Regions from separate parts of the Homo sapiens genome. Here region 1 is linked to region 2. A link is a loop called in an ENCODE intact Hi-C map of the cell type or tissue named here. Cell type or tissue: PC-3. All regions are shown on one strand. Links, peaks and the distances in the headings refer to the core of each region. The heading gives the core; the rest is flanking DNA.

The links. Peaks named below come from ENCODE experiments on the same cell type or tissue, not always from the same donor. Only the 100,000 strongest peaks of a DNase experiment are listed, where the experiment ranks them.
Region 1: it touches region 2 in a loop (2.0-fold over the local background); 2 of 110 quality-filtered maps call a loop at or near these places.

The regions. Positions count from the first base shown.
Region 1 is chr4:141,537,600-141,545,462 of GRCh38, reverse strand. No RefSeq gene overlaps it. Among named protein-coding and RNA genes, the nearest start is that of LINC02276, 36 kb to the left of the region's middle. In PC-3, for the core only: no CTCF peak of the experiment used is centred there; a DNase peak (open chromatin) is centred at 4,632; H3K27ac peaks cover 2,138 bases.
Region 2 is chr4:141,707,116-141,714,978 of GRCh38, reverse strand. The region is part of intron 2 of IL15 (interleukin 15); the gene reads right to left. Among named protein-coding and RNA genes, the nearest start is that of IL15, 74 kb to the right of the region's middle. RefSeq lists an enhancer at 6,936-7,436. In PC-3, for the core only: a CTCF peak has its summit at 3,569 (motif pointing right); no DNase peak of the experiment used is centred there.

The DNA.
Region 1 (7,863 bases), core at 3,481-5,980, 170 kb after region 2:
GACAGGAATTTTAGGGAATAATGAAGTTTGGCTGGACATTAGATGAGATACGACATTGGGAGGCAGGGGGTGAGTGAGGGTCTGGAGGATGTTGAGTACTGAACTACACAGTGACACTTTTTTTTTTTTAGGTAAATAGAAAATCATTACAATTTTTAAATAAGGTTATGGTGTGATCAGAGCTGGCCTTTGGAAGGATAAGACTAATTTTGTGGCAGTGGGTAGGGTTGCTGGAGTGTAGCTATACTATGTTATTCTCATTGTAGACTCAAGATAGTTAAGAATATTGTCGCGAAGCACGAATATGTAATAATTGCAAATTAATCCTATAAACCCTTAATGGGTAATAAAAATAAGTTTGAAGCACCCTATTTTCACATGAAGGGTTTCCTGTTAATTAAAGTCTTTAGTGACATTTTACATTTTATCCAGAAATTGTGGTTTTGTTTTTCTTTTCCCTGAGTATTGATGTTTACTTTCAAGGCAAAATAGAAGACAATGTGATTTATTTTCACCAATTCCTTGGTTTACGGAAGTCTGTAGAATGATCTATGGCACATTATATTTTTATGGCATATGTTACAGTATGTTGGTAAAATGAATTATAGTGCTTTATTAAAGATTTGAAAGAATATGTCTTTTACATAAAGAACAAAATGTAAGGAAAAAATCCTTCTAATGAAGAAATTGTTATTAACCCTGTAAGAGTGTTTCCAATTCAGTTTAACTCAATATCAAAAGGTTACATTATTTCATCAATATTAATATCAATATCAAAAGGTTACATTATTTCATCAATATTAATATCAATATCAAAGGTTACATTATTTCATCTAAATATTTTATTTTCATTGTGAAAAAATGCACTGATTTAATGGATTTTTGTGTGTGTGATTTTATGTGTTTACTATTCTTCTATATGACTTCAATGACTTAATTTTTGTCCATGGGAATAATTTTACTTTTTCTTAATTTTCATCTTATCTGTTTTACATGCTTGTTAATAGAAATAATGATAATCTCGGACGGGTGCAGTGGCTCATGCTTGTAATACCAGCACTTTGGGAGGCTGAGGCGGGCAGATCACTTGAGCTCAGGAGTTCGAGACCAGCCTGGCCAATGTGGTGAAACCTCGTCTCTACAAAAACACAAAAATTAGCAGGGTATGGTGGTGCACACCTGTAATCCCAGCTACTCGGGAGGCTGAGGAAGGAGAATCTCTTGAACCCGGGAGACAGAGATTGCAGTGAGCTAAGACCGGGCCACTGACTACAGCCTGGGCACCAGAGCAAGACTTTGTCTCAAAAAAGAAAAAAGAAAAGAAAAAAATAGAAAGAATGACAATCTTTACCTGTTATTGAATTCTGAATTGTTATATTTTTGCGAGTCATAACATGTATTTCATTTTCCAAAGAAAAAAGAGCTCAAACACAAAGAAACAAGTTTAGCCATTGACATTTCTTTTTCAGGAAGCTCATGTTCCTCTTTCAAATGGCAAGTTGACTCTAGAGCACCACATTGATATTGATCATAAAATGGTGAAATGCTTAAGATCCTCAAATTGCTGCAATCTGGAGCATGTATGATAGTCACATAAAGTTCATCCTGGCACCATGGTCCTTTCTAAATGGAGCTGGCAGTTCATTTTCAGTTTGTCCCAATTAGCCATTCCTTTTAACAAAGGACTAGGAAGTTGTAGCAAACCCATGGAACCCGGGTAGGTGGAAGGGAAGTAGCTTGAAGCAGGAATGGGAACCCAGCTTATCGCACAAACTACATGAGCAAACTTAGTAAAAACTCCACACATAACATTTTGAGCAATTACAGATCTATGAACTAAGAATTTTCTTTAAATGGAAGGAAATAAGAACTCTGATATTAGGAAGTAGCATCTCAGAATAAACTAATACATAAATAGAAAAACTTAAACAAGAAAAATCCATACTGTAGGGTAAAGATTTTCACCAGCTTTTTCTATACCATGCTATTCATTTAATAAGGACATATATATTGAGTACATAATAGAGACTTATAATTTATGAGTAAGCTACTATATATTTCATAATGGGTAGTATACTCCATGAGTCAGTCTTAAAGCCTTTTTTGTTTGAGTAAATATCTTCTCCTAGTATTGTTTAGAGAAGCACCTGTGTTTGGCAGGCTCTAGCAAACTTTTGCAGTCATTATATATTGTATCTGCACAGCCTACAAAAATCAGGAAAGCCATCTCCCTTACAGAATATTGCCTTACTGAGACTTATCTTGTCTTAATCAACTGAATATTACGATAGATTATGAGAACCTAATCATAAACTTTTACTGAACAGTTTTCTTTGGTAGAGATAAGAGGGAAGCAATTTTTAAAAGGACAGATAACTGCAAAATAATTTCATAAAACATCTTTATGGTGATAAACCCCAACTTTATATACTTGTATAAATGTGCACATTGTCTCTTATGAACTCACATAATCCTTTACGTGTAGTATCTGTTAAACCATGACTAACTTCTGTAGTATGACCCTAGGACTCATATTTATAATAATAACTGCAGACACACAGTGCTTATTAAGTGCCAGACACTATTTTAATTAGATAAAATCATCTAATCCTCATAGTCATGTAACCCTATATGCAGGTATTGTTATTATAATGATTTTACAGACATGCAGATGAATAAATAACTAAGATAAGAAGTGTCAGGCCTGGGCTTTAAAACTGGGCAAAATCCACATCCTCAACAGCTATCCACACTGCCTTTCATTAAGACACGGCTTGTCAGAGTGAGCTTACTAAAGCAGGGGTTCCCAGCCCCTGGGCCACAGACCGGTATCATTAGGGACTGGGCCCACAGCAGGAGGTGAGCAGCAGGTGAGTGAGCATTGCCACCTGAGCTCTGCCGCCTCCTCTCAGATCAGTGGAGGCATTAGATTTCTTACAGGAGTGAGAATCCTACTGTGAACTGCACACGTGAGTGATCTAGGTTGTGCACTCCTTATAAGAATCTAATGCTTGATGATCTGGGGTGGAACAGTTTCATCCCGAAGCCACCCCCCCCCCATTCATCTAAAAATGGTCTTCCATGAAACTCATCCCTGGTGCCAAAAAGGTTGAGGACCGCTGTACTAAAGGATAAGAATAGACTAGTGGGCCTTTCTCCATCAGCTAATGTGAACTGAACTTCTACTAAATGCCAAATACCATTTTAGGCACAGAAGACACACACAAAAAGCAACCCTGCCCCTTGACCACAGAGAATATTCAATACTCTTAACTAACCCCCAAAACACAAAGTTTTTTTAGTACTCTGAAGCAGTAAGCTTCAATTCTGTATTTCAGTTATTTCAATGGGAGTCAACCATTAAGTCTGTGTCTAAAAATAGAATTGCACTGAGTCAGTATTTCAACTCCCCTGGGCTTTTCCAGATAATTCTATGATGGAGGGCCAAGATTTCTAGCAGAAGGAAAGCACAGAGAAAATTAAGATTACTGAGGTGACTGCTCCTCTTGAGTCTCATGTGATTGAACGCCGTATAAGACCATTGAGACTAAGACACTTTACACCTCTGTGAAGCATCTTTGTGGAGGTGAAAGGACCCAGGGCTTAATAACCAAAAGCTGGTTCTTCTCCTCACTAACTTCTAGGCTAATTCTTCTCACTAAGTCTGTTTTCAGATTTGTAAAATGAGGGCATAGGGGCAAAAAATGTCTTAAAACACTGTATTACTAAGTGGTGTGTGTGTGTGTGTGTGTGTGTGTGTGTGTGTGTGTGTATGAACTTCAAAATCCTGTAACTGTATGTTTACAGAGGGAAGATTTGAAGTCTTTACAGGGACAATTAAACTCAATACTCAATAAACAGTGACATGTGGGCTTTCTTTCATCAGTCCTGGTTGAATGACATTACAGCTGCTCTGACCAAGCCTTCAGAGAGTCGCTTGCTGTAGCTGTCAATCAAAAATATTCAGAGAAAACATACTACCATATTTTGGGGGAAAGGGGTTGTCTTGGTGGGAGAAATAGGGGTGGAAAGAAGATATCTAGATATGATATTACCATATGTTTTTCAAAGTTAACCAGAAGGCATCTTATAAGCACCTACCCCTGAGAGGTTCATTGCTACGAGAAAGTTCTGTACCTTAAAAAAAATGAATAACAGGCAGCTCTAAAAATAATATAGCCATAATAGCTCTTTTTATACTATCAATCCTCTCCTTTCCTGAGAACTTGGAATATCTACTCATAACAAAGCATTCTCTTCCTCATGCTATAAAATCCTTACCCTAGTACCTTTAGTCCACTATTTCCCCTTGAGTATTCTGGCTTTAGTCTTCTGACTGGAATACCTTTTTCTGAACTGAAAGATCTCAGAGCTACATTCTTGAATCACCTTGGCACCCATACTTTTCTGGAATGTGTTCTCCTTTATTTATTTAATTTCTATTGAAGTAAAATTTGTATAACATAAAATTAATCATTTTAAAGGATATAATTCAGTGGCATTTAATACCGTCACAATTTTGTGCAACCATCACATCTATTCATCACCCCAAAAGAAAACCTCACTCCCATTAAGCAGTCACTTCCACTCCCACTCCCCCAGTTCCTGGCAACTACTAATGTGCTTTCTGTTGCTATGTATTTACTGGTTCTGGACATTCCCTATAAATGAAATCATAGAATATGTGACCTTTCCTTTCACTTAGTATAATATTTTCAAAGTTTATCCACTTTGTGTCATGTAGAAGTATTTCCTTCTTTCCTTTGAAAGATAGAATGTTATGGCTGGGCGTGGTGGCTCATGCCTGTAATCCCAGCACTTTGGGAGGCTGAGGCGGGTGGATCACGAGGTCAGGAGATTGAGACCATCCTGGCTAACACGGTGAAACTCCATCTCTACTAAAAATACAAAAAATTAGCTGGGCGTGGTGGCGGGCATCTGTAGTCCCAGCTATTGGGGAGGCTGAGGCAGGAAAATGACGTGAATGCGGAGCTTGCAGTGAGCCGAGATCCCGCCACTGCACTCCAGTCTGGGCGACAGAGCAAGACTCCGTCTCAAAAAAAAAAAAAAAAAAAGATAAAATGTTATTCCATTATATAGACACACCACATTTTGTTTACCCATCCATAAACTAATAAACATTTGAGTTGTTTCCACCTCTTGACTATTTGAGCAGTGATGTTATAAAGTTTTCTGTACAAGCATTTGCTTGAATAACTGTTTTCAATTCTTTTGGGTATAGTCATAGGAGTAGAATTGCTGAATCATATGATAATTCTATCTTAAATTTAAATTATTTTATTTTATTGTGGCAATAAAACACCTAACACAATGTCTACTTTCTTTTCTTTTCTTTCTTTCTTTTTTTCTTTCTTTCTTTTTGGAGACAGGGTCTCACTCTGTCTGGATTCAGTGGCATGATCTCAGCTCACTGCAGCCTCTGCCTCTGGGGTTCAAGAGATTCTCCCATCCCAGCCACCTGAGAAGCTGGGACTACAGGCTTGTGCCACCACGCCTGGCTAATTTTTGTATTTTTAGTAGAGACAGGGTTTCATCATATTGCCCAGGCTGGTCTCAAACTCCTAAGCTCAAGTGATCCACCCTCCTCGGCCTCCCAAAGTGCTGGGATTACAGGTGTGAGTGACTGTGCCTGGCCAATATCTACCTTCTTAAAATTTTAAGTGTACCGAGGTCAGGAGATGGAGTCCATCCTGGCCAACATGATGAAACCCCATCTCTACTGAAAATAAAAAAAATTAGCTGGGCTTGGTGACATGCATCCATAGTCCCAGCTACTGGGGAAGCTGAGGCAGGAGACTCGCTTGAACCCAGGAGGCAGAGGTTGCAACGAGCCGAGATCATGCCACTGCACTCCAGCCTGGGCCACAGAGCGAGACTCCATCTACAAAACAAAACAAAACAAAATTTAAGTGTACAATACATTATTGATACACTATTGATGACGATAGGTACAACATTATGTAGCTCTCAGCTAATCAATAATCAACTTATTTATCTTGCTTAAGTGAAAATTTACGCAAGTTGATTGGTAACTCCTCATTTACCCCTCCTTCAGCCTCTGCTAATCATCATTCCACTCTTCAATTCTATGACTTTTAATATTACAGTTACATCATGTAAGTGAATTATGAAGTATTTGCCTTTTTGTGATTGGCTTATTTCAGTTAGCATAATAGTCTCCATATTCATTCATGCTGTTCCATATTGCCAAATATCATTCTTTTTTAGGCTGAATAATATGCCCTCCTATGTATATACCCTGTTTTCTTCATCCATTCATCTACTGATGAACATTTAGATTGTTTTCACATCTTGGCTATTGTGAATAGTGCTATAATGAACATGAGAGTGTTAATATCTCTTCTAGGTCCTGATTTTAATTCTTTTGGATAAATACTAGAAGTGGGATTGCTAGATTATATGGTAGTTCTTTTTCAATTTTTTAATGAAACTGTATTATTTTTCATAGTGGTTGTAACATTTTACATCCCCAGCAATAATGCACCCAGATTCCAATTTCTCCACGTTTTCCCCAACACTTGTTGTCCTTTGTTTTTTTGATAACAGCCATCCTGACAGGTATGAGGTGATACATCATTGTGGTTTTGATTTGCATTTCTCTGAATATTAGTGACATTGAAGATTTTTAATATACCTGTTGGCCATTTATATGTCTTATTTGGAGAAATATCAGTTAGGTCCTTATCCCATTTTTTAATTGGGTTATTACATTTGTTTTGCTATTGAGTTGTAGGAGTTCCTTATATATCTCGGAGATTAACCCATTATCAAATATATGATTAGCAAACATTTTCTCTCATTCCACGGGTTGACACTTTACTCTGTTGTTTCCTTAGCTGTGCAGAAGCTTCTTCATTTGACATAATTCCATCTGTCTATTTTTTGCTTTTATTGCCTGTGCTTTTGGTGTTTTATCTATGAAAATCATTGCCAAGACCAAGTCGTGAGGCTTTTCCCTTGTGTTTCTTCTAGATGTCTTATAGCGTCAGGTCTTACGTTTAAATCTGTAATCAGTTTTGAGTTGATTTTTGTGGATGGTGTAAAGTAAGATTCCAATTTCATTCTTGGCATATGGATATTCAGTTTTCCCAACACCGCTTATTAAAGAGACAATTCTTTCCCCATTGTGTATTTTTGGCATCCTTTTTGAAATGCAGTTGATCATGTATACATAGATTTATCTCTGGGATTCCTATTCTGTTCCATTGATCTATATATCTGTCTTTATGGCCATGCCATATTGTTTTGATTATTGTAGCTTTGTAATATAGTTTGAAATCAAGAACTCTGATGCATCTTATTTTGTTCTTATTTCTCAAGAATGATTTGAGTATTCATGGTCATTTGTAGTTCCACATAAATTTAGGACTGTTTATCTATTTATATTAAAAAAGTCATTAGAATTTTTATAGAAAGTTCATTAACTCTGTAGATCACTTCAGGTCATATGGACATTTTAACAATATGAGGTCTTTCAGTCCACAAACACAGGATACCTTTCTCTTAGTTTGTGTCTCCTATAGTTTTTCTCAATATTTTATAGTTTTCAATATAGACATACCTCATTTTATCGGGATTTTTCTTTAATATTGCTTCAGTTGTTACTTTTTTGTTTTTTTTTTATGAATTGAAGGTTTGTGACAATCCTGCACTGACTAAGTTTATTCAGCATAATTTTTCCAATAGCATGTGCTCACTTCATGTCTCTGAATTATATTTTGGTAATTTTCACAATATTTTAATTTTTTAAATTATTATATCTGTTACAGGGTTCTGTGATGAATGACCTTTGATGTTACTATTGTGATTGTTAGGGGCACA
Region 2 (7,863 bases), core at 2,165-4,664:
AAAGGCTCATTAGATATGCACAAGGAAATATCAAATATGCCATTGGATACATAAATCTCGAGTTCAGGAATGTGTCTGAACTGGAAATAGATATGCAACTCATCAGAGTGCTCATGAGGGAGTGATGTAGGTAGAGAAAAGGACCAAAACCTGAGCATGGGATACTTCAGTATTAATTAGGTCAAGGATTATAAAAGAAGGACCAGGAAAGAAAAATCAAAAGGAATGACTACTGAATAAGGGGAAAATGAAGAGTATCATATTCTAGAAGTCAGTCAAGGGAAGTATATCCAGCAAAAGGGAATGATGGACACATCAAATGCACTGACAGGCCAAGCAAGACACAGTTTCAGCACTGACCAGTGGGCTTGGCAACCCGGAGGTCATGTCAGATGACTCTGACAATAGCACTTTTAGGGGTTAGATGGAGGCAGAAGCCTGCCTGGGATGGCTGACAAGAAAGTAGCAAGAAAAGGTTTTTAAGATGCTAGTGCAGGCAATGTTTTTAAGAATCCTGCTCCAAAAGGGAGGAAGGAAAGGGGGTTGTTGCAGGTGGTAAGTGGTGGAAATAACAACATGTTTGCATGCTGATGGGACTGACTTATTAGAGAGGGGGAATTAAGGATTTTGGAGGGGGTGGGAAGTGCCAGAGTAATGTTCTCTAATAAGCAAGTGAAGATGAGGATGTTAGCTCACCTCCAAGAGGGGGCGAGGGCTGAGTCATCTACTGTCACGGGAAGGAATGCTGAGTTATAAGGGGGATGGGGCTGGTAGGTAGGTGTAAGTTTTCTACTATTACTTCCATTTTCTCAGTGAATTAAAATAAAAAGACATGAGCAGAAAGTGAAGATTGGAGGAGGATGGGGACAGGAGGAGGATGGGGACAGGAGGAGGAGGAGAGGGAAGAGGACACACAAAATAGCCATTTAGGTAACTGGGAGAATAGTATGAGAGCCTGACCTTTTGAAGGATCAATGTTGTGAATGGTTGTGGAGTGAGATTAGTCATTAGGGTGGTATGTGTTTTCTCCAGCCACAGTAAGCTGAAAGGGAAAGAAAGCCTGGAATAGGTACAGAACTGGATTTAAACATGTTATGTGTATACCAAGCAAGTACAAGGAAGAGAGGGGCAAGGGATTTCAAACTATATGTAAGGGAGCGATTGGGAGATTTGTCCAGGAAATTTTACTTCATTTCTTTATGATAGGACTTCATAAAGGTAGTGTTACGTGAATCATACCTTGAAGGTTGGATATATTCTAGGCATGAGTGAAAGGAGAAAAACAGCATTGAGGCAGAAGGCAGAACCCAAGCAAGGCCATATGCAACCAAGTATAGTGTGTTTTCAGATGACTGTGAGCCATTTTCCTAACAGTATGAAAGTAGTGGTCAGTAAGACTCCACAAAACTGTCACCGTTGTTTAAAGCAGCAACTGGTTAACACTTTGTGTAGAGGGCCAGATAATGTTTTATGCTTTGCAAGTCTTGTAGACTTTGTTGCCAGTGATTAACTCATCCACTGTAGTGTAAGAGCAGCTATAGACAACACATAAACAAATGGGTATGGCTGTGTTCCAATACAACTTTATTTATAAAAACAGGTGGTTGATGGATTTGAATCACCAACCACCTGCTTTGATAAATAACTAGTCGGTTTTGATAAATAAACAGTTGGTTTGCCAGCTTTTGACCGCTACAGATCTCTTCAGTCCTAATTTAAGTACAGCTGAGAAAGTGATATCTTTAAACATCTCCAATCTTCCTATCATTAATCGCACTAAGACATTTTCAGCAATTGCTTTCAAACTGTTTTAAATTGACACCAATATGAGATTTTCAAATAAGAAATGTCCTCAAACTTAATCTGTATTCAATATCAAGGCTAAATAAGCCCCAATACAAACTATAATAACTTGGGTTACTATAATGATTTTTAAAAATTCATTCATACAAATATAAGACCTGAGGTTGGTATTAATTCTCTTATAAGGCTACACAATATGTTTATAAGGCCTATAAATTTCAGCTTATCAAAACAAAAAAAAATGATTAGGTAACTACTTCATACAAAGGTATATAAATATATGTATCTTTTTTAATGAAACACCTTTAAGTTCTTTGGAATGCTTAAAATAAGACAAATTGGTTAATTATATTGAAATGTTTCCAAAGCAAACAATAATCTATATAAATATTTTTTGAGCTGCCAGGGACAGAGGTAGCAGTAAGATTTGGACATCTTAGTTTCAATCACTATCAAAAAGCATTAATTAAACAGATAGTGGGTAAATATAGAAACACTATATTTAAACAATATATTTATATATAGAAATATATATTTAAACAATATTTAATATATATTTAAACAATATATTTATTTATAGAAATATATAAAATAAATATAGAAACACCTCAGGTAGCTTATTGTTTAAGGTAAACAAGGGATATTCATTTATGTAGCTGGAGGGGATATATGGTAGATCTCTTACCACTCTCTGATCATAGTTTTCTGTAGCACTATGTTCATGGGCTATTGTCACTTGGTGCAAATGTTTTTGAAAATGTTTGGTATAAATGTTTTTGAAAAATCCCAGCTAGTATAATTCTCCAGGGCAGGAACAATGGACAGCTTCCTCAGGGCAGCAAAAATATATTTAACCTACTGTCCGGAAACAATCAATGATATCTGTTCCTCTAGTCAGTTTTCAAAAGCACTTCATTCAAACACTCACTAAGGTGAAGAAATTATCCCAAACCATAGTACAGAAGAAGAAAAAGTTGGAAATTATCAGATAGATAGGTGTAGAAATTCCAACATAGTATCCAAAAGGAGTTCCATAAACAGACAGCAAAGAGACAACAGACAGAATGAAACAATCAAAACAGTCATAAAAGAAAAGTTTACAGAGCTGAAGTAGAACACAAGCTTTCACATTGACAGGGCATAAAAGGGATAATTGAAAAACACAGCAATTTTAAATTGAATTTCCTAATTCCAGGATAATGAAACACATGCTAATAGAAAGCTATTTAAGGACAAAAATCAGAATGAATCTGATCATGGTACTTACAAGACAAGAGAATTCATCTTCAAGGTTCTAAGTGAGAATGAGTTTGAACCTAGAAAGCTATTAGTATTTGAAAAGGAGGGCAAAAACATTCTTTCATAGCACATCTTAGAAAATATAAGACCCACAGAATGTCTATGAAATAATTAAGTAAAAAATGCATTCCAGATAAATTAAAAAGTTATTCAAAAAAGATGTGGGATATAAGTATGCAGAATTAGTAACATTTATATTTGAGTCTAAATAACTAATGGCAATTCATTAAAGTACATTTTTGACATCATTCATTTTGCAAAAATGTGAAATTCTTGTGGTCAGAAACCTTGTGTATCTTACTAGTTACTGTACCTACAACACCTATAAGCATGCTAAGCATATAAAAAGCACATATGACATAATTACTGGATTTGATTTTTAATTTGTTTATATTATAAACAGATTGTCCTTATTCTCACAACTATCAGCATCTTAGCTGCACTAGCTTCCCTAACCAGAAGGTGGCCCAGCCAGTCACTGTAATAAATACTATCCTAAATAGCACACTAATTTTACCCCACATTTCATCTTTCTGCTACATTCATCTCGCCAATTTCAAGTTCCAAACTGCTAAGTATTTCTGGAAAAACCATGCCAGTATAATTTCATAAGATGTAACTTGCAATGGGCTTTCTCTACATCCTGCTAATTATTTCTTGCTCTGTCTGACATTCTGTACCATACTTTTAAATAAACTTTATTGAGATACAATTTTAAGATAATAAAATATACACTTGTTTTAAGCATACAGTATACAGTTCTGATGACACTATACACTCATGAAATTACTACCACAACCATGATATAGAAAATATTTGTAATTATAAAAAATTATCTCATCCTCCTTTTCAGTCACTGTATCATCAGTCGCAATGCTAGGAAACTAGTGATTTAGCCATGTACTTTTACAAGTAGCAATGTGCAAGGAAAATCATGGATACTCTCCCTGGGGGAAATGGTGTAGGAAAAGGAAGAGGAGGAAGTAAACTCATACTCTGATGATTATTTTATTTGTGATAATTTGAAATACACTTATGCTAATTAATTGCAAAAAGTCAAGAGAAAATTTAACTATGAAAAAAAAACCCAAGCCAGACATGTATAATTTCCAAACCAAAATAAAATAAAATGAACAAACAAAACTCAAAGAATCTAACAGAAGGTTGTAATAGTAGTAGAGGTAGTGGGGACAGGCAGAAAGAGAGAAGAAAAAAAAGAAAGTGCAGTAAAAATATACAGAAAAAACAATGTGGCAGTAGTAAGTCTAAACATACCAGTAATCATTCACTCATGCAAGCAAAGATGTAAATAAACTATATTTCCTTACTAAGAGATGGATACTAACATTAGTTAAAAAGTAGACACAGAGATAAATTTTAAAATGAGTTTATAAGAAATGAAACAAAAATAAAATGATACGAAATGCTTAAAAATTACAAAAAAAAGATATGCCAAGTAAATATGACTGTAGTAACAAGAATAGAGAAAAAGTAGAACTCAAGTGAGAAGTACTAAACAATATAATGGATAATGCACATGGATAAAAGTTAAAACTCTCTGAGAATGTCCATTAACACTGGCTCTTGAACACCTCCCACCCCTAAGACCTAAGATTATACAGCTCAATGGTTTCTTGATACCAGACCCACTAATAGAGGGTATCCTGCCCCAGGGGCCAATAACTGTCTCCATTGCTGAGGCCCTGCAGTAATTCCACATTAACAGTAGACTGAATTTTTTAAAATGTGGTATATATACACCTTGGAATACTATGCAGTCATAAAAAGAAGGAAATCATATCCTTTGCAGCAGCTTGGATGCAGCTGGAAGCCATTATCATAGGCAAAATAATGATTTTTAGTGATTTTCTGTTGAAAATCAAATACTGCATCTTCTCACTTATAAGTTGGGGTAAACAGAAACTGGACACTGAGTTAGTGTGGGGGGAGGGTGGGAGGAGAACAAGGGTTGAAAAACTACTCATTGATTACTGTGCTCACTACCTGGGTGATGGCATCATTCATACACCAAACCTCAGCAACACACAATTCACCCATGTAACCAACCTGCACATATACACCCTGAACCTAAAATAAAAGTTGAGAAAATAAATAAATAAAACCCTCTCAGAAGATATAATAGTTATGAATGTTTATGTACCTAACAGTATAGCTTCAAATTATATAGAGAAAAATGAATATGAAAAATAAGTTATCAAATATTTTAACATAGTTTTTAGAAATTTAAACATATACAGAAATCAGTAAGGCTAGCATTGATATGCCAGTAAACTAGCTCTCAAAAAAAAAATCGTTGTTTTGTAGCATTTCCCAATTTTTGTTGTATAAAAACCTCACTATACTGACTTCAAAATACCAATGGCTTAAAAGCTGGCTCATAAAATTCCTAACTATTTAACCATTGGCCCTAATGAGCCAATTAGAGCTGGCTCCAGCAAACCAATGCCTAGGGCAAATTTTAAAAACACAATGAACAACCTTTTTATGTAGTATATATGTACATTTGATTAAACAGATTAGATACATGACATCCTACACCACAGTGATAGCGCATTAAAAATAAACATACAGAATATTTGTAAAAGGTCATCTATGACCTAGACCTAAAGTGTTTATGTCCTAGATCTAAAATAAAGTCTCAAACATTACACAAATCTGAATTCATACTTGTTACATTATATGATCACAAAACCAAAAAATTAATAGTATTGAACTATTAAATTGAATATTGAATTCTGAAAATTTCAATAATATTGAAATTTTTCAATATTGAAAATTTTCAATATTGAATAATATTGAAAATTTTCAATATTGAATAATATTGAAAATTTTCAATATTGAATAATATTGAATTACAAATTAATAATAAAAGAATAGCAAATAAAAAATCCCATCCACTTATAAACATAAAATTATCATTTAAAGTAATCCTGAATAAAAGAGGAAGTCAATCTGGAAATTGCACATAATTAAAATACCTGTCCAAGTGAAGTTAGAAAGATGACTGACTATAGTTACCTGGTGCTTGTTCCCCCAACTAAAAGGGATCAAAACAGTGAATAAACATCTATAATTTGACTGGAGTGACTGAGGAAGTATGCTGGAGAGCACCCTGGCAGTGGCAACATCCCTGTGAAGCACAGAAGGCGAGAATAGCACCATAGAGAGGAGAGCAAGTAATCCACTTCTGCCACAATGTCATCTTCACCAGAATTAGCTCAGAGTCAGGGAGACTTCTTCTTATGGGGTAAAGGTAAGCTCTAAATCCCCAGCAGTCCCAATTATTACCACACATGCCAGAAATCCTTGCTGCAGGAGAGTCTCCTGGTCCTTATAGGTTTTGAATCCAGTTTGGAGATTAGCCAGAAGTTTGTACAGCTGCACTGCCTCACAGTAGGAGCCCACCTTGAACACCTCCCACCCTTAAGGCCTAAGATGATAGAGCTCAATGGCTTCTTAAAACCAGACCCACTAGTAGGAGCCAATAGCAACTGACTGTCTCCATCCCTGAGGCCCTGCTCTCATTCCACTATGTTCACATGAATGCTTGCACCACCACAAACTCAGCTACCTAGAGCATAGGCATGTCATAATGACCAAGACCCCAGTGTCCAAACTCACATGGCACACCACTATCTCAGGGAACAGGCAGATATGCACAGCAGGGAAGCTTCCAAACAGCCACTAGCCATGTTACCAACACATACCTGTGCTTCACAGCCAGCAAGCACTCTGAGCATGTATGTGCCTGCACCCAGCCTGGCAAGTGGTCATGTGGCAACCTACTCCCATGAAAGGCCACTGCAGAGCTGCATGGCCTTGCTGCACCCACAAACATTCACATGCAGCCCGACATCCAGTCCTGCAGCAGCTCTGCCTCTCCAACAGACTGCCACAGGGATGCTTGGCATTGCTGTGCTCATCTAGTTTGGTGGCTGCCCTGCCTCACTGAAAAGAAAGCCACACAGCCACCTTGCTGGCAGCATCTCTGTAAGCTCAAGCCTGGCCCAACAGCCAGCACAGCAGTAGCCACTGACTCTCTGGAGAGGTAGCCAGACAGCTTGTCAGCTCTCTGTGCCCCCACATGCCCAACCTGAAAACCAACCCAGTGCTCCCACCCCAAGAAAACTATGCCACTACCTCAAAAGCTCTCACAGCGTAGACCACTGAGTCAATCACAGACACCACTGATGAGTATTACAGCCAAAGAAACTGCACAGATACCGTGCTACTGAGTCCACCCAGAATCAAAGCCATTCACCATGCTGAACTTATACCCTAGGATTTATCTACAGGAAATGTCTCTCCCTGAAAAAGCTACTCCATAAAATTGGAAACAAAAACTATTCTACTATATGAACAAGTATCAATGCAGAGACAAAGGAAATATAATAAAAGCAAGAAAACATGATACCCCCAAAGGAACACAATAAATCCTAGTAGAAGACCCCAAGTAAAATGATACTTATGAAATGCCTAAAAAATAATTAAAAATTATGATCTTTAAAAAGCTCAGTGAGATACAATAGAACACAGACAAACAATCAATAATTGGAATGAGAAATGCATAATATATAAATATAATTTTAAAAGAACCAAACAGAAATCTGGGAGCTGAAAAATTTGATAAATGAAAATTTAAAAAATACAAGTGAAATTTTTAACAATAGACTAGATCTTTCATGAAGGAATTTCTGAACTAGAAAACAGGCGTTTGAAATAACCCAGTCAGAGGAAAAA